Regions from separate parts of the Mus musculus genome. Here region 2 is linked to region 1. The links are chromatin loops, found by intact Hi-C in ENCODE. Cell type or tissue: heart. All regions are shown on one strand. Each heading gives the region's core, and the rest is flanking DNA. Links, peaks and the distances in the headings are about the cores only.

Region 1 (9,744 bases), core at 1,062-9,061:
GTGATGATCATGGTCATGGACAAACCTTCTGAAACTGTAAGCAAGCTCCCGATCACATGCTTCCTTTTAAAAGTTTCCTTGGTCTCGATGCATCCTCGAAGCAACAGAACAGTGACCCTTAAGACAATGGTACATGTGTTGCAATCAGAGGAGGCAGTCGCACTTCTCATCTTTATGTAGGTTGTTGACCCTGTAGTTGTTTTGCAGACAGATTCTCATGTGGTGCACAGGCATATGTGCATGCAAAACACCTATAATCATAAAATAAAGATACATAAGTATTTTTTTAAAGAGAGATTGTATGAGGAAGACCAAATAGCATAGACCCTCCTTGAAAGACTAGGAATCCTGGGAATGACCCAGGAACCACGCTTCGCTGCTGGAAGAGGATGACCCAGGAGTAGAGGGAAGGCATTACCTTTATCTTAGTTAAGGATTCTGTTGCTGTGATAAAACACCATGGTCAATTCAACTCAGTGGGGGAAAGGCTTACTTCATCATCCAGGGGAGTCAGGAAGGGAGCTCGAGGCAGGAGCCTGGAGGCAGGAGCTGATGCAGGAGCCTGGAGGCAGGAGATGATGCAGAGGCCATGGAGGGTGCTGCTCACTGGCTTGCCCCTGGTGCCTAACTCATCCTGTTTCCTTATAGAATCCAATACCAGCCCAAGGGTGCTTACAGTGAGTGGCCTCCCACATCAATCATTAATCAAGAATGGACCACAGCCTTGTCTCCAGGCTAAGTGGGGGCATTTTCTCATGTTAGGTTCCCCCTTCTAACATGACTCTAGTTTGTTAAGTTGACATAAAAGTAGCCAGCACACATCACAGTGACTTTCCAGAGCTAGCATACATAGTACTATGGTGGCTCGAAACTCTAGAGGCTGGGTCTCCAAGACTAAGGCTGAAAATCCTTCCTGTGCCTCTCTTCTGGCTTCTAATGACTTGGCAGGTGACTTAGTTAGGGTCTCTATTGCTACAATGAAACACCAAGACCAAAAATCAAGTTGGGGATGAAAAGGTTTATCAGGATTTTACTTCCACATTATAGTCCATCACTGAAGGAAGCCATGGCAGGAACAGGGCGGGAGGCAGGAGGTGATGCAGAGGGCTCCACATGGCTTACTCAGCCTGTTTTCTTATAGAGCCCAGGATTGGCCCCACCCACAGGGATGGCCTTCTCCCATCAATCACTAAGAAATGCTCTACAGGCTGGCCCACAGCCAGATCTTTTTTTGGTTTGGTTTGGTTTGGTTTGGTTTGGTTTGGTTTGGTTTGGTTTTTTCGAGACAGGGTTTCTCTGTATAGCCCTGGCTATCCTACTCACTTTGTAGACCAGGCTGACCTCGAACTCAGAAATCCGCCTGCCTCTGCCTCCCGAGTGCTGGAATCAAAGGTGTGCACCACCACGCCCGGCTCTTATGAATGCATTTTCTTAACTGAGGTTCTGTCCTCTTAAATGACTACATTCTTCGTCAAGTCGGCATAAGTCTAGCCAGCACAGCAGTCAAGGCTATTCCTTGGCTTATTGAGACATCACCCCCACCTCTGCCTTCATCTTCAGATAGCATTATTCCTGATGGAGGAGGTATTCATTTCTGTGTCCAAACTGCCCCTACAAAAACCATGACTTCATCTCAAGTTGGCCATCTGCCAGAATCCTATTTCCTAAGGTCATATTGACAGATACAAGGGGCTAAGGTTTTGGCATCGCTAAAGGAGACACTCTCCTACCCACAGCATCTCCAGCCCCACATGGGTCAGCAAGGAAAGCCCAGCCCAGATCTGGGACCAGGGAGACAACAGGCAGGCTGTGGATGGCACTTGCTAGGGCTTCTAAAAATGTGAGGCAGAGTCTCTCTGCTACTCTTACAATACAGAACAGACTCAGTTAAAGCTAGAAAGGTCATCCACACTCCTGAGCCCAAACATAAACGATTAAGTGTCATATCTTAATAAATATATATATATATATATATATATATATATATATATATATATATATATATATATATATATATATAAACCCACAAATACTTTTTCCGGCCCTTGTCACCCAGGCAGTTGTGGGTGAGAATGAGCTAACCTAATACAACAAGCTGTTCATCGGAACAGCCATTCAAGGTGTTTCATTAAGAGCTTCAGTGATAGCTGCAGCTGCCTCAAGGCATGCTGGGAAGACAGCTCGAAATCTCCTCTCCATTAACCAAAGTGGGTCACACTGCTGACTTTGCAAAGTAGAGAGATAGCCAGTCACGGCAGTGATGGGGGCAGGGGCAGGCGCTCAGGGCATCCTTCCATCTCTCAGCACCAATCAGCACCCCAGCCCTGGACAGGTCAGCGATTCTTACCTGAAATGAACGGAGTACAAAGGAGTATGCTCCCCTAACACTTAGAGACAGACTGTTCCTGGTCTCCCAGGATGCAGGATCTCCATCGCCCAAATCAGCACAGTGGGTGCCCCGACCTCCATGAGAGTGGGGGCTGGGCTTGGTGATCTGTTTTATTTCACCACTGAAACAGTCCCTCAAACATGGCAGGCCTTGAACAGCATTGCTGGGATGGAGCCAGGCAGGGCAGTGTGTGCCTGGAGCTGTGCATGCCCGAGGCTGACTGGGGAGGCATGCTCAAGTCCAGAAGTTTGGGGTTAGCCTGAGCAACAGAAAAAGACCATGTCTACTAAAAATTACACTACAGGCTGGGTGTGGTGGCTCATGCTTGTAATTTCCTGCGACTGAGACTGGAGGATTCCTGTGAGTTCAAGGCCAATCTTTGCAACACAGTGAGATCCTGTCTTTATAATAAACATGATATTTTTTGTTATTTGAAAGAAAACATGACTAAGTCGATGACGGAGCTTTTCCCTCCAGTCCCACGAGGTAATCAGCTCACATTCGGTCTCTTTCCATGGTGTTCTGCTGTTTGTTTGGGGCTTGTTTTTTGTTTTGTTTTGTTTTTCGAGACAGGGTTTCTCTGTATAGTCCTGGCTGTCCTGGAACTCACTTTGTAGACCAGGCTGGCCTCAAACTCAGAAATCCACCTGCCTCTGCCTCCCGAGTGCTGGGATTAAAGGCGTGCGCCACCGCCCGGCTGGGGCTTGTTTTGTTGTTGTGTTTTGTTGTGGGTTTGAGGGGTTGTTTTATTGCTGCTGCTGGTGGTGGTGATGGTGGTGGTAGGCTGATTTTAGAGGTTTGCTATACTTTTTTGTTTTGTTTTGTTTTTGATGTTTTTTGCAGCTAGGAGGAGTGAACCTAGGACCTCTGACATACCGGTCAAGCACATTCATGCCACCCAAGTGTCCTGCCCCTGAAATACATCCTCCCCAGCATGTTTGTGGCACACGTGTAGAGGTGATAAACCTCCTCCACCCGAAACACACATAACTGGCAATTGGGAGCTGGCTGGGGAGTCATGAGAGTGGGAGAGCGGGTCTTGCCCCTCAACAGCTGTGCACTCGGGAGAGTGGGTCCTTTGCCTGGTCTGTGCAGCACAGTAGAGCTGGCCCTAGTAGCAGGGCCGCAGGTGATCCGGCCCTAAGGTAAAGCCAGCATGGGAGCGCTGGCCTCACCACTCCTCCACCATGGGGTTGTGCTGGTGTGGAGGTGAGGCCCTTCCCACACCTAATTGCTGGAAAGCCTTCTGGGATACCACTTGGCAGAAAATGGGCTTCAGGCAGGAATCTGACATTGGAAGTAAGCTCAGGCAGGACTCTGACATTAGGGCATAATAAGGAAGTCAGTTTCAGTAAGAATCTAACTTTAGGCTGTAATAAGGAAGTCGGGTAAGGCAGGAATTTTAGGATGTCTCAGGATGGAACAGAAGAACTAGGCTTCAGGCAAGATTTTGGGCTTGGACGAGGAAGTGGGCTCAAGTGTTGGGTCATTATAACAAGCCCTTTTAAACAACTGCCATGGGAGTAATCACAGGACTTCGCTTACTGCCTTGTTAGTTCCTTATTGTACTGCTCGCCCAAAATACCTGCATGTAATTAAAATGTATAAAAAGTGGATTGGAAAATTAAATTTGCCTTCAGTCTGAGAATTGACTTGGGTCATGCTACAATGTTGTCTAACTATCTTTTTTTCTTTTTAATCCTCACTCCCGCGCTGGAGAACCTGTTGACTGACTGAGCGGGCTTGGTCAGACTCACCCCTCACCACGCCCAGCAGTTAGGAAAGCTGGCCCTGGGTCCTGAGAGCAGGAACGCTGGCCCAGCCTCTTGCCAGCTACAGCACTGAGTGGGCCTCGAACTTTTACTGAGCAGCACAGTGGAGCTGGCTGGAGAGGTATGGGTACAGGTGAGCCACCCAGAGGGCATGACAGCAGAAGAGCTGCCTCCTTCCTGCCAGTAGCAGCATTGGGTGGCCTAGCCAGGGCAGTGCTGGAGAGCTGGCCCTGGTGGTGTGGTAAGGACTGGAGGGCTGACCTGCTCAACTGCCACCCATGCCCAGATCCAAGGCTTTTGAGTTGGCCTATCCCAACATCTACCTCACCTGTGAATTTGGGGGGGGGGGTGTGAAAGGGCCACTCCGGCTGATCCAAAACTCCAAGATCTCATGACACAGGGGAACACATAGGATAACCAGGAGGAGTCCCAGTGAGAATTCAATGTTGGTGTCACAGAAGCCAGAGTCTTCTAACCAGACACATTGCAATGAGCATTCGCAAGTGAAGGCATGTGGACAGAGGGATATCCTGTGGGACACACTGGGACACACTGCAGCTTCCACCATGAGATGTTTTCTATGCTTTGGGTGGGTGTGTGTGTGTGTGTTATTCTGGGGGAGTTGAAAGGGCAGAGGGCAGACACGAGGGGACAGGGAGATGAGCGAAACTGGGGTACATGATGTGAAACTCACAAAGAATCAATAAAAAGTTTTTAAAAATAATAAAAATAGGGGTGGGAGGAAAAAAAAATAAAAAATTAAAAAAATAATAATAATAAAAATAAAAGCATTTAATTGGGAAGCTTGTCTACAGTTTCAGAAAGTCCATGATCATCATGCAGAGGAGCATGACAGCAGGCAGGCAGGCAGGCAGGCAGCAGGCAGGCAGGCAGGCAGCAGGCAGGCAGGCAGGCAGGCAGGCAGACCTGGCCCTGGACAGAGCATAGCGTTTACATCTGATCCACAGCTGCAAGCAGAGAGAGACACTGGGCCTGGCCTGGCCTTTTGAAACCTCACAACCCACCCCAGTGACATGCTTCCCCAACAAGGCCATACCTCCTAGTCCTTCTCAAACAGTTCCACTAACCGGAAGCCAAGCATTAAAATTTATGAGCTTACGGGGACCATCCTGGTTCAAACCCCTACAGTTCCTAGCCCAGTTCTTGTTTTTTTAACACTTGTTTACTTGTTTGTTTGGGGGTAGCAGGTGCATGACTGCAGAGTACAGCCCTGGGAGCCAGTTCTCCTCTCTACCCAGTAAATCCCAGAGACTGGGTTTGGTGGCAGCTTCATTTACCCAGTGAATCGTGTCGTCTTCTCTCTTGCCTTTCTATAGGAAAAAAACACTGTTCTTTTTTCCCTCTGGCTAATCCTTCTGTGGACACACACATGCAGTGCAAACGGGGTATTGCATAGAACACGCTGAGGCCAAGGGTAACAGCTTCCCACAGCACGATCTGCACTTTCATTTTCTTCCATCTGCGGAGGCAGGATCACACTACTCAGTTGCTGGTTGCCAGGTAGCTCCAAGCAGAGCATCCCCTTACTTTCCTCTGCTGAAAGGAACAGGCAGAAAAGACACATAGAGGTCATCTCCTGGCAGGAAGCAGCACGGGCAGCTTCTTAGGTACCCGACACTCAGAGGAACATGGTGCGCTGGCGCCCCCTGCTGGTTGAGTTTAGAATGACTGAGAAACTGTTGTGGCAGGAATGTGAGAGTCTCAAGGTCTTGGTGCCTGACTCCTGGCTCTGCTTGCATCCTATTCTAAGAATCAAATTCCCAGGAAGGCACTTAGTTTCTCCAAAACCATCCCGGGAAGTGGCTTCACGATACAGTTGGGTAGTCTAACATGCACAAGGACCTGGGTGTAACCAGGTACACCTTTAAGCCCAGCAGAGACAAGCAATCTCTGTGAATTTAAGGCCAGCAAAGGTGGGACATTCCTCTAAAGGAACAGGTTTGTACATTCACGCTCGAGGCTGGCCCTGGCTGCAGAGTAAGACCCAGTTTCAAATAAAAATAACAAAAGCCCTACTTTAAGTTTTCAGACACATTCTGACAACTGCCTCACTAACAGCTGCTATTTAGTATCTCATTCGCTCACTACTCTTTAAAAAAAAAAAAGCCAGGAGGTGGTGGTGGCACATGCCTTCAATCCCAGCACTGGAGAGACAGGGAGACAGAGGCAGGCATGCCTCTGAGTTCCAGGCCAGCCCTAGGACTACACAGAGAAACCCTGTCTTGAAAAAGTAAACAAACAGCCAGAAGTGCCTTTGTTTCTTTATTGGCACACATGGCACAGGGTATCTGTGAGGTCAGAGACGACTTTCAGGAGCCCAGTGTCTCCAGAGCAACTGTTGAAGCTGCCTGGCTCTTCAGGCTCCGTCTATGTTAAACAGACATTTTGCCAGTGGCATTTACTTTAAGGATTTTAATAAAAGGGGTATCTGACATGAGTTCCTACCAATATCCCCAAAGCGGAAGGCTCGGAGCGTTTCTTCAACACAGAAAACAGCATGAGGTTGAAAATGCCTCCTGGACATTAAAGAGCATTTCAGAGGGGCTAGTGATGTCACAGTCGACCCTGAGGCCCTGGACTCCTGAATAGGGAGAAGAGACTCTGTCTATGGGAAGAGCCTCATTGACCAGTACTGGCCACAGTGCAGATGCTGGGCCAGCAAGATGGCTCATGGAGCAAAGGCCCTTCCTTGCCCCTAGCCTGACAACCTGAGTTAGACCTCCACCACATGGTGGAGAGGAGAGGACAAACCTGACTCGTCCTTGGACTTCAACACATGCTGCTGGCAAGCATGGGTGAGCACACACGCACATAGTGAGGATTGTGAGTGGTGTGGCTGTACACGCCTATAACCCCAACACTCAGTAGGCTAAATCAGGGGGCTCACCCCAAGTTCAAGGCCAGCCTGAACAACAGGGTGCTTTCTAGACCAGGGCTGGTCATGGCAAGATTTTAAGTAAAAAGGATAACATCTAAATACTCTAAGTTGAATTGTATAATTTGAGTGAATTCTATGATATGTGCAACTTTTTTTTAAGAGGGATTTTTTTTTTTTTTAAATAAAAGACATCTTGGGGAGGGGCATCCTGTTTTATAGAACAGGCTCATAACAGCACTTGATGAAGGCCACACAGTGGCCTGTTCTGGATTCAAAGTGCAGACACTCAGGTGAGGCCCTGTTCTGTCCTGCCTTCTGTCTCCTTCCACACCGGCTGTGGCCCCCTCCAAAGTGAGAGGCTTGACACTGGAGACCTTCAAAGGGCAGCACAGTGAACCTGAGGGGGCACGGTGCACTTCTAGGACACCCTGATGGCTCAAAGTGGGCACAGAAGAAGACAAGGGTTAAAACAGCAGCCCTTAAAGAGCATAGATTGCTTATTTTGCTGTTGTTTGTTTTATTTTGTTTTTTTAAGACAGGCTTTCTCTTTAGCCCTGACTGTCCTGGAACTGTCTCAGTAAACCAGGCTGCCCTCTAACTGCCTCTGCCTCCCTCCCACGTCCTGGGAGTAAAGGAGTGCACCAGTGTCACCCAGCTGGCTGGCTGGTTTTCTGACTGGTCTCATGTAACCCAGGCTAGCCTCACACCTTATTTTGTTATTGCAAATGCCCTTGAACTTCTCTTCCTGTCACACACATTCACACACTCACACACTCTCTCACATTCTCTCTCTCTCTCTCTCTCTCTCTCTCTCTCTCTCTCTCACACACACACACACACACACACACACACACACACACACACACACACACACGTACGTTACAAATCTGCCCTGTTTTCTCCTGCTCTCCCAGCTTTTGTTTACTCTAACTGACAAGGGGCCAGAGAACCCAAGATAGATAAGACATTAATCTTCTTTTATATGCTAACAGCTTTGAATTTAAATGTGACTGGTCTCAGCTCCATCAGACCCTCGGGTAGAGATGAGGTGAAGGATGCAGGCCATGGATAAATCAGGAATGGCTGGGGATGTAGCTCAGCCACAGGACACTTGTCTACCATGCACGAGATCCTGAGTTCAAGTCTCAGCACTGAAAAGCAAAAAGAAGAAGGAACATGGTTAAGCCAGCGGTGGTGCTGGAAACCTGTAATCCCAGCGCTGGAAAGCCTGAGGCAGGAGGATTGCCTCAAGTTAGAGGCTAGCCTGGGCTAGATAAAGGTGTGCCAGAGCAGGGCTACATAGCAAGATTCAGCCTAAATAAATAAATACACACTAGACCCCAGTCAGCTCCTGGAACTTCTAGAATTGGGGCTCACAAGGTTTGCTAGAGGTGGTGAGTGGGATTGGAGTATGCAGGGGTGAACAGTTGTCACCCAATTGCCGAGGCACCTTCTGAGTCCTGGACATGGGCCACACGCCACTGTCACTTGGACTTTCATCAGAAGCAGGAGGGTGCCTCCTCGATACTCCCCAGCTCGCAAACCCAACCCCCACCCCCACCCCCGTGGCTGTCCAGGCCCTCTGAGACCTTCACAAGGGGAGCCCTCAAGGCTGTTGTCGGTCTACCTCCTCATTTCCCCTGCACTTCCCCTTTGTCCCTTGGAAGTGAAGAACCAGCCTACCTTCATCTTAGGCTTAAAAGACAAATTGGTCTCATTCCTGGTGATGATAAACCTGTTTCTCAAGCACTGGGCTATGCACCACCTATAATCTTAACTGCAAATGGTTCTGTACAGCCTGCTCCAGGAATGGCAACCATGTCTTTCTTCCAAAAAGTTGGTTATAACCACCTCGCAACCCTACCTTTGTTTCAAAAGTTTATCTGACCACCACCAACAACCCCATTCTGCCCCCTGCAGACAGGTCTTTGTTTCAGGAGGGACTAGCTTGCTATGCTTATGGTCAGCTCCTGTAACCCCACCTATTTTGCCCACCAAAACCTCCATTTGGAAACCCGATACCCCTGAGCTATATATAAAACCCTTGTCTTCCTCATATCCAATGCTGACTTCTCAAACCCCACCTCAGGGGCAGGCGGCTGTGTACATGCATACAAGAGCTTGCTTTAATTAATTTGGTCATGATGGTTTGGGTCAGTGGTCTTTCTCCTCCCACCTTTGGGATTAACTGAAGCTTAGGTGGGGTGAGGGCACAGCACAGATCAGAAGAAAGTAAAGGGTAATGGAGCCAGATGCCCGTGCCTTAGATGGGAGTTCAGCCACTGGTTACTAAAAAAGACTGGGTTAATGAAGCATACAGAAAGGAACAGAGCAGAGTTTCAAAGAGGAACAGGCGTGCCTGCCGGGGACCCTAGACAATGCCTGGAGTCATTGTGTGGGAACGGCTTGAAAAGAGGGAGCCTCCTTACTGCCTGTTGGCAAAGCTCAAAGGGACTGTTAACATCTTACTTGCTCGCTGTGGTGACTCTCATATGAGCCCAGGAGCCAGAAGGCTGAAACAGGAGTGTCACAAGTCAAGGCCAGCCTAGGATATATATGGAGACCCTGTCTGAAAACAACAAAAATCCTATATCCCTAGCATAGGAGGCTACCCTGCATTTGAGCCCCAGCACCACACAAACCAGGAGTGGCATTACACAAACACCTACAATCTCAGCATTGTG
Region 2 (8,000 bases), core at 1-8,000, 850 kb before region 1:
TTAGTAACAATTATTTGATGATGGTGATGATGATGATGATGATGGTGGTGGTGGTTGTGATGACCATGGTAATGATGACTGAGATGAAGATGATGGTGATGAAGATGGTTACAATGTCTATGATGATGATGTTGGTGGTGGTGCTGGTGGTGTTGGTGGTGATGACTATGATGAACTCTGGGGACCTTGTCCATTTTGCCTTTGCCTTGCCATTTTGCCAGTTAATAAATAGGTGTTGAATGGATTAACGAGGATAACTCCTAACCCAGTGCTCCTAAGGATTTTCACATGCACCTTGTTGCTTTGTCCTCAGAACTCTATGAAGTAGGCTGTATTATGATTCCCATTTTTGCATTAGGAAAATCTGAGAGTGCATGACTTTCCAAGTGTTGCTTCCTGCCCTCATGGAAGACACAAGATGAAAATGTTCTTTCAGACAGTGGCGTCCAATCCTCTAACTCTCCTCCTCATAAGGATGAGAGGGAGCACCAGGTGCATGCCAAGAGCCGCGACACAGCCAGATGCTGTAGAGCTGTGCAGAGAAAGCCTTCTTCTGGGAACCAGCTGTCTGCTTATCTTTGATTGATCACAAAACAGAATTGACCAGAACTCATACTATAAGCTACAAAACGATTCTGCAAATGTTAATGTTCTTGCTATCAGTACCAATAATTATTTTTGTCAGAAGGGTCTGAGTTTGGGCATTACTGAAAATAAAACAAGTGAAGAGAGAGGAGGAACTGGTCTATTCTAGGAGAATTGGAATAAAAATGGTTAAAGAAACAATTGCAGAGTGACTGACTCTCTGCCAATTCCTTTTAGAACCAGGCCCTTGGACTTGGTGAAGTCTAAGGAGGACTGATACATAGTAGCTCTGCAGGGAACTGAGAAAATCCTCAGCGAGAAACCTCAGCATACTGAAGAGGCAGAAAGAAGGAAATAAAAGATAGAAAGGAAGAAGAAAGCCAAGATTTACTTTTGATCCTGGATGCAATCCAGTTCATAATGGGGCTGTCTGCCTTGATTTTTAAAGTGTTTGATTCCCACACGGTATATGAAAGAGGCCAAAAAATTACTAGTAAACACTTCCATTCAGGGCAGTGGTGAGGGAGCCAGTATAATTCTGCACCAATGACTTGAGTTAAACTCTACCTTGAGTTTAATAAATATTTGGCTTTCAATACCGTGTGTCGCTGAAGCAGACTCAGAGTTCTGAATGCAGAAGTGGGAGAACGTGTTTGTCTTTATCCTATGGTGTGAAAATGAGACGCATACACTGTCCTGAGACATCTGCTAGCCACGGTCGTTCACAACCACCCTGGAACTTGTTTGCTTGTTTGTTCATGTGTGTGTTCATTTGTTTTCATTCACTCAACCTTTTGTGTGTTCAGAACTCAGCCACGGAGTGCATTGTAGTCATGAGCCTGTGTAGTAGATAAGAGAAGCTCATCTCCCAAAACTCCTATTTTAGTGATGAGACTAAGGGTGAATAACCGTGTACGCTGGCAAGTTGGTGTTGAGAAGACCATTTGATACGACCTAGATTCTCCAGGAAAGAGTCTCAATGAGGGGTTGTCTACATTGAGTAGCTTGTGGGCCTGCCTGTGGAGGATGGCCTTCGTTAAGTTAATTAATGTGGGAAGACACAGCCTACTGTGAACAACACTATCCCCTAGGCAAGGGCTCCTGAACTGTATCAAATGGAGTAACTGAGCTGAGCACTAGCCAAGAACCAAGTGATCCTGGATGCATACAGTTTTCTCGACTCCTGACTGTGGATGTGATGTGGCCAGCTGTTTATACTTCCTGCCTCGACTTCCACACTATCAGTGTAACTTGGAACTGTGACACAAGACAAGCCCACCTGAGTTGCTTTTTGTCAGGGTGTTCTATTACAGCCGCAGAAATGAAACTAGGTCTGACAGGGATGGGAGAACTAAGGAGATGGAGAATGCAGTGGGAGGAGCCACTTTAGATAGGTGGTTTGGAAAGTAAAGTTTTAGCAAATCCCTAGGTGAAATGACTGAGGATGTAATGTGAGCATCTGAGAAAGAGGGCTTTAGGTAAGGTGCTAGTGTGGGCAAAGGATCAGAAAAGGACTTGCAGGGTTCAAAGAACTGCAAGGCAATCAGCAGACACCAAAAGGTGAGCGGGAGTCACCTAGAGCGCAAGTCTGAGTTTGTGATGGCGCCGTGGGGTTAGGGCGTTGTCTGTGAAGCGTTAGAGGCAGAGTTGGTCAATTTTATCAGGGAAGTTGGACTCCTCAGCTCGCACCGCTGTGTGAGTGATTGTTTGCTCTTCCCCATCAAGAGGTCGAGATAAATGGGTCCTATTTCACCGCAGTTGATCATAAGAATCCACTTCTTCTCATTTCAGCAATTGGTTTAGGAATCTCAGTTGGTCCAAGAGAGAGAAGTTCAGGGTGACTTCAATGAGTGTGGGGAATTTCTCCTGACATTTCTCTGCTGAACGAACCTGGCAGAGAGTAAACAGACTCACATACTGGGCAGAATAAAGACGAAAGCCATAGAGAAAATGAACTAGTGCTGTGGCCAAACCGTACCTGAGCTCCTCGCTGCTGCTCCTTTCCCGGATGTTACTATCCAAACTCTCTCAGTGACCTAAGTAGATCCCAGTCACTCTGTTCAGTTCTGTAAAAAGAACTCTGAAGTATACCCACATCCAGCTGCTGTTTTGTTGTATTTTTGCTAATTGCCTGATCCACTGTACTCTTTAAGTTACATGACTGCATTTAACAAAGGAAAACTGACCAACGGGTGCATAGACAAGGATGATTTTTTACACAGGTCCCTTGACGTTTGATTCCACACAGAGAACTTGATGGACTCTGTTCAGGCTGATGGTATATGTTCTTGTGCCTTTGAAGGATTCAAGCTTGTGCATCCACGGGCTTTGGGATCAGAGTCCAGCTTTTTCTGCCGCTTATAGCTGTGGAACCTTGAACAAATTGCTAAATGTATGTAGAGCTTATTTTTGTCATCCATAAAATGAAAATAATACCGGTCCCCCTCATAGTGGGGGAGTCTGTGAGGATTAAATGTGCATGACAAGCATCTAGCTCAGTGCCCAGTACATAGTAAGCCATCTATGAATGCCGCCTCTTATATAATAGCACAGTCCTCAGAATAACCAAGGAAAGTGGGACAAAAAATGCCACCGAGATAGCAGAATTTCTCTGTACAGCTTAATTAAGTATGTTTCATTATTTCGAATCCCCAGGGCTTCTAAAAGAAAGCTACATTTTCCAGAAAATTTAGAAAGACAGTCTCATTAACCAGAGAGTAGGGTTGGGGCAATCTTCACAGAAGGAACTACGAGGGTCAGGGAGCACGTGGTGAAGAAGGGTGCATGGGGGTTGATGGCTGTCACCTTCCTTAGCCGTCAGCACGCACACACGACACAACTGTGCATCAGACACTTCTGTCTGTATCCTTGAGAATAACTTACAAGGCGTGGCTCTGTCAGGACAGTTCTTGTCTGCCAGGCTTGAGGTCCTGAATTTCCCTCCCAGAACCCATAAGGAAATGCTGCTTATGACAATGCATGACTGTAACTCTCTCATGGAGTGGGGCAGAGTCAAGAGGATGCCTGAGGCCAGCTGGCCACCCAGCCCAGCCTAACTTCTGAGTCCTAGGCCAATGAGACACTGTGTCAAAGACAGTGTTGGATAAGCAACAGCCTTCTCTGATGCCGTCGAAGGAAGACACCTGAGGTCATCCTCTCGTCTTCACACACATGCACACGCACACGCGCACGCACGCGCACACACACATACACATACACGCACACACACACACATACATGCACACACACGCGCACGCATGCACGCACACACACACGCACACACACATGCATGCACGCACACACACACACACGCACACACACATGCACGCACGCACGCACACACACAGATGACTAAAAGTGAGATGTTACCATGTTTTATTTAAGGAAAGACCCCAATTTCAAGATGATCATTACTTTTTTTTTTTTCTACAAAGTTGAACTGTGAAAGATGTAAGTTCTAGAATGAACCAAATAGGGAAGCTGTGTGTTGAGGCTCCTGTTCACATATCAGTGTGCAGCACTGGTAACTATAGTCACAGCTTCCAACTCCCACAGGGTATGCAACTGAATGAAAGAATACAGCCTTGACTTCAAAGCCAGCCCAGAATGAGACCTTGTCTCAAAAAACAAAAGAAAAGAAAAGAAAAGAAAAGAAAAGAAAAAAGAGGGGAGGGGAGGGGAGGGGAGGGGAGGGGAGGAAAAATGAAAGAAAAGAAAGAGAAAGATGCTGTGTTCCCTGTCTGCTGTGAAAGGAAGACAGGACTCAGTGAGAGCAAAAGCTCCTACTGTGTGAGAGATGCCTCTCACAGATGAGGGAGGGTGGAGAGAGATGCAGAGAGAACTCTCCAGGGAGCTGACACTTAAATGGAAAGCAGGAAGGTGCAAAATCAGCCATGAAAAGAACCAGAGAAAAATTGTTCCAGGCGAGGGGAGCTGAGCACAGAGTCCCTGGAGAGGGAAAGACTTTGGCATTTGTGAGTAATTGGCAGAAAAGGTGGGACTGGAAGATGCTTATTGACTCTCGCTGACCCCTAGGCACAATGGATGAGTCACCAAACTGCACTGTGGCAGGACACTAGGTGTCTCTGTTAGTCCACAGCAGCACAGAGGAAGGACCACTTCACCTTGCTGAGATAAAGGAAGAAGGGAACTGCCTCAGTTTATAAAGGTCTGCAAGTTAAGGGAGCACAGAGACCCCCCCCCCCCCCTCAGCCTCAGGGTCTCTTTGGAAGTTGTGTGACATGCCAGTGCTTTTTCCAGGGACATATGTCATAACATTTTGGGTCTGTGTCACATAACACAGTAGAATGATCATTTTGCTTCCTGCTACATAATTAATACATGTAATAAAATAGAGAGAGCAAGACACTTATAAACCTCAGCAATTCTGAGTCACATAAAGTTCTTCCTCGTTTACAGAGAAAGGCAGCAAAGCAGATACAAAGTAGCTAACATGCCTCAAAGACTGTCCCAGCTCTTATGCCTTCAGATTCAGAAAAGAAAGAAAAATCACATAAGATTGTAAGACTGAAGAGTCTCTGTCTCCTGTAGCAATCTCCGAGAGGGAGAAGAGATATTGATTAAGAATTAGTGGCATTGCGACAACATCCACGATTAGCATGTATGATGACCACTTAGCAGGGATCTGGAGTTTGAAACACTGTAGTAACATGTTCTGTTTACTAACTAGTTAAAACTTAATACAACCCTCAGAAGTAACAATTAATATTAACGTCTCCATTTCACAGAAAAAACGAGACAAAATAACAGCTTGCCCTCTTCTCCCTAGCTAGCTAACTTCAGAGGGCATTCACAAACTCTGGCAGTTTAACCTCATGGCCAGTGTTGTTCTTCTCTTGATGGTGAATTTCCTCTATTAAACAATGCCATCAGTGGCACCAATTCATCTGAGCAGAACTTATCTCTGTTTGGGAACCATAGCTCTTAACTGTTAAGGGAAAATGACAAAACCCAAACATGTTCGGAGTAGAATATTATTATGTTGTTAGACCGTGAAGCCTATCCCTTATGCCAAGATGGAAGAAAATGTATGCATTAGCAACATTAACCAAATTGTGCGTGTAGCTGTGTAGGTCCAGGCCACTTTTCCCAGGGAGAGAAAGTTGCTGTTCTCAAGGCTCATGGGCTCAATTTAAATCCTGAGTTTTTTATATCTTTTTTTTTTTCAGTGCTGGGAGTGCAAGTCTATGTGTACCCTAGGTAAACCATAGCCCTAGCATTCCCCCCTTGTTTATATGTATCCTTACCCAGTTGAATTGTATTTTTCATGACATATACTGCTTTCTGGTTTGGCTTCTTCCAACTGACTTATTAAGAATTCTGCATAGTCAATGGGATGCAAATCAATGGAACATATGTACCTCCCCGCAGATGGGAAATGTCGCTGTTGGCTGTGCTGTTGCTAAACTGCCTCTGTGGCCTGATGCTTCAGCTTCCAATTGAGACCCCGCATCTCCGGTGGCATGTCTGACTACTGTCATATCCATGTGCCAGAGATAATATTGCATCAGCAACAAGTTTCAATTCACTCACTTCTCCCTCAGCAGTGACTCTGTGGGTCCTTTAAAGGTCTGGCTTCTTTTCCATGCAGCCGTTTTCCCGTCTTCCCCGAGTACACACAGGATCATTTGCACACACATGGTGGGAACTTGTGTGTGGGAAATTACCCTATTTACAGTGGTTTAACATGGTGAGGAGAACCAGAATAGACCATGCTGCTCAGCCAGATCCATGGTGGAAAGCAGGTGCCAACCTGTCTGTCAGCCACACAGCTGGTTGAGTTAACTCTATTAGACCGTGTTGTCCAATTTTGTCCTCTGAAATACAAACTAGTATGGTGGCAGGCAGCCCATTTGCCAAATGGTGCCCCCTGCTGGGCTGGTGGAGGTCTGCTGTTCTTGTTGGTACATCTGCTGGGTAAAGCTGCCAACATGTTGGAAACTTGCACTTCTATAAGCTTGTATTGTCTATTTGCATGTTTTTCTTGTTAGGAAAATACCTAGATTTGCCATTTTTTCATTCTTAAAGATTTCTTTTCTTTTTGTCAACGTATTGGTATATTGTGTATGCCATGATGATGTTGTCTAAGGCCAGAAGAAGGTGACACATCACTTGGAGCTGGAGCTACACAGGTGCTGAGAACTGAACTCTGGTCCTGTGATGAACAGCAAGTCCTTTGACCACTGGACATCTCTCCAGCCTTGCCTGGCCTTTGTCCTTTTCTCTGATGACTTGGCAAATTTTGACACCCAATTTGTCTTCAACTAGATAAAATTAGTCTCTGATTTTAGGCTGATCCAGGGGTAGAGATCATCTTTTTGGCTGAAGAAGGCATTCTGGATTTATCCAGCCCCTGTGATCTGTGATCCTTGCACACCCCCTTCCTCACTTTCATGAGTTAGTAAATTATTTTAGTGAACTTTGAAGCTTAGCAGCAAGGGCAATTCCTGCATATGAATCCAGCATAAGAAGAGATGGGGGTTTAGATCTGCAAGTCCCTCACCCCCCTCATTCGGGTAATTCCTCCCCGTGTCTCTAGGGTGGGGATATCCCAGGAGTCAAGATCGGCAGCTAACTTACAGAGGTCAAAGACAAGGTCTGGCCACCAGGTATAAGGTGGGTGTTCCTCTGTAGTGGACCAAGCTACATCCCCAGTGGCTGAGAGTACTTGCCAAGTCACTTTGGTAGGGTTGTGGGGGTGCTGAGGCTCAGCTGGAAGGAAGGTACACCATAGCCATCTCATGGTTTCTCAGGCCTTGCAGAAAGGCAGGCGATCTTGAGCTTGAGGGAGTTGCTCAGGTGTCTGGCTGCTATCAAGTTGGTGTCAGGTGCAGATGCTGGTCTGACGTGAGTTATGTGAACATAGTCAGTTACTCTGTACCCTTTTACAGTGGTCAGTTGGGGTGATCAACAACACCAGGAACAGCCCTTTCCCATTTGCTTTCAAGTTTTCAGCATTATGCCTCTTACCCAGTCTCTAACTTGATACTCGTGTGGAACCTCTGGGGTACCTGCGTCATACAGAGCACTAAATTTAGGCCACAATTCCTAGTAGCTGATCTGGAAAGCTTGCAATTGAGTCATAAGATCCCTTTCAGCCTGAAAAGTCACTCTGGGGGGAGGGGGTGTCAAGAGCCGGAGTTAAGGGAGTGCAGGTCCCGTACAGGATCTCAAAAGTGGTCAGGTTAAAATGGTAGGGGATGTTCTGAGCTCAGAACAGAGCCAAATGAAGGAGCACCACCCAGTCAGCGCCAGTCTCTAAGGTCAATTTGGAAGGCGGGGCTTAGAGTGTGGACACCCGGAGTTGAGGAGTGTCCTGCAAGAAATCCCTATATATGTGCGCCCTGAGATGGGAGAAGCCAGCAGCAGGCCCATCAGTGGGGAATGGGGTGAGG

Evidence for each region. Peaks named below come from ENCODE experiments on the same cell type or tissue, not always from the same donor. Only the 100,000 strongest peaks of a DNase experiment are listed, where the experiment ranks them.
Region 2: it touches region 1 in a loop (7-fold over the local background); 6 of 42 quality-filtered maps call a loop at or near these places.

What each region holds. Positions count from the first base shown.
Region 1 is chr16:8,879,913-8,889,656 of GRCm38, reverse strand. It overlaps Gm30310 (a long non-coding RNA gene), which reads right to left and starts at 8,043. Exons shown (of 3, transcript XR_001781949.1): 1 at 5,460-8,043; 2 at 26-251. In heart, for the core only: a CTCF peak has its summit at 5,832 (motif pointing left); no DNase peak of the experiment used is centred there.
Region 2 is chr16:9,733,935-9,741,934 of GRCm38, reverse strand. All of the region lies in intron 4 of Grin2a (glutamate receptor, ionotropic, NMDA2A (epsilon 1)), which reads left to right. Among named protein-coding and RNA genes, the nearest start is that of Grin2a, 260 kb to the left of the region's middle. In heart, for the core only: a CTCF peak has its summit at 4,659; no DNase peak of the experiment used is centred there.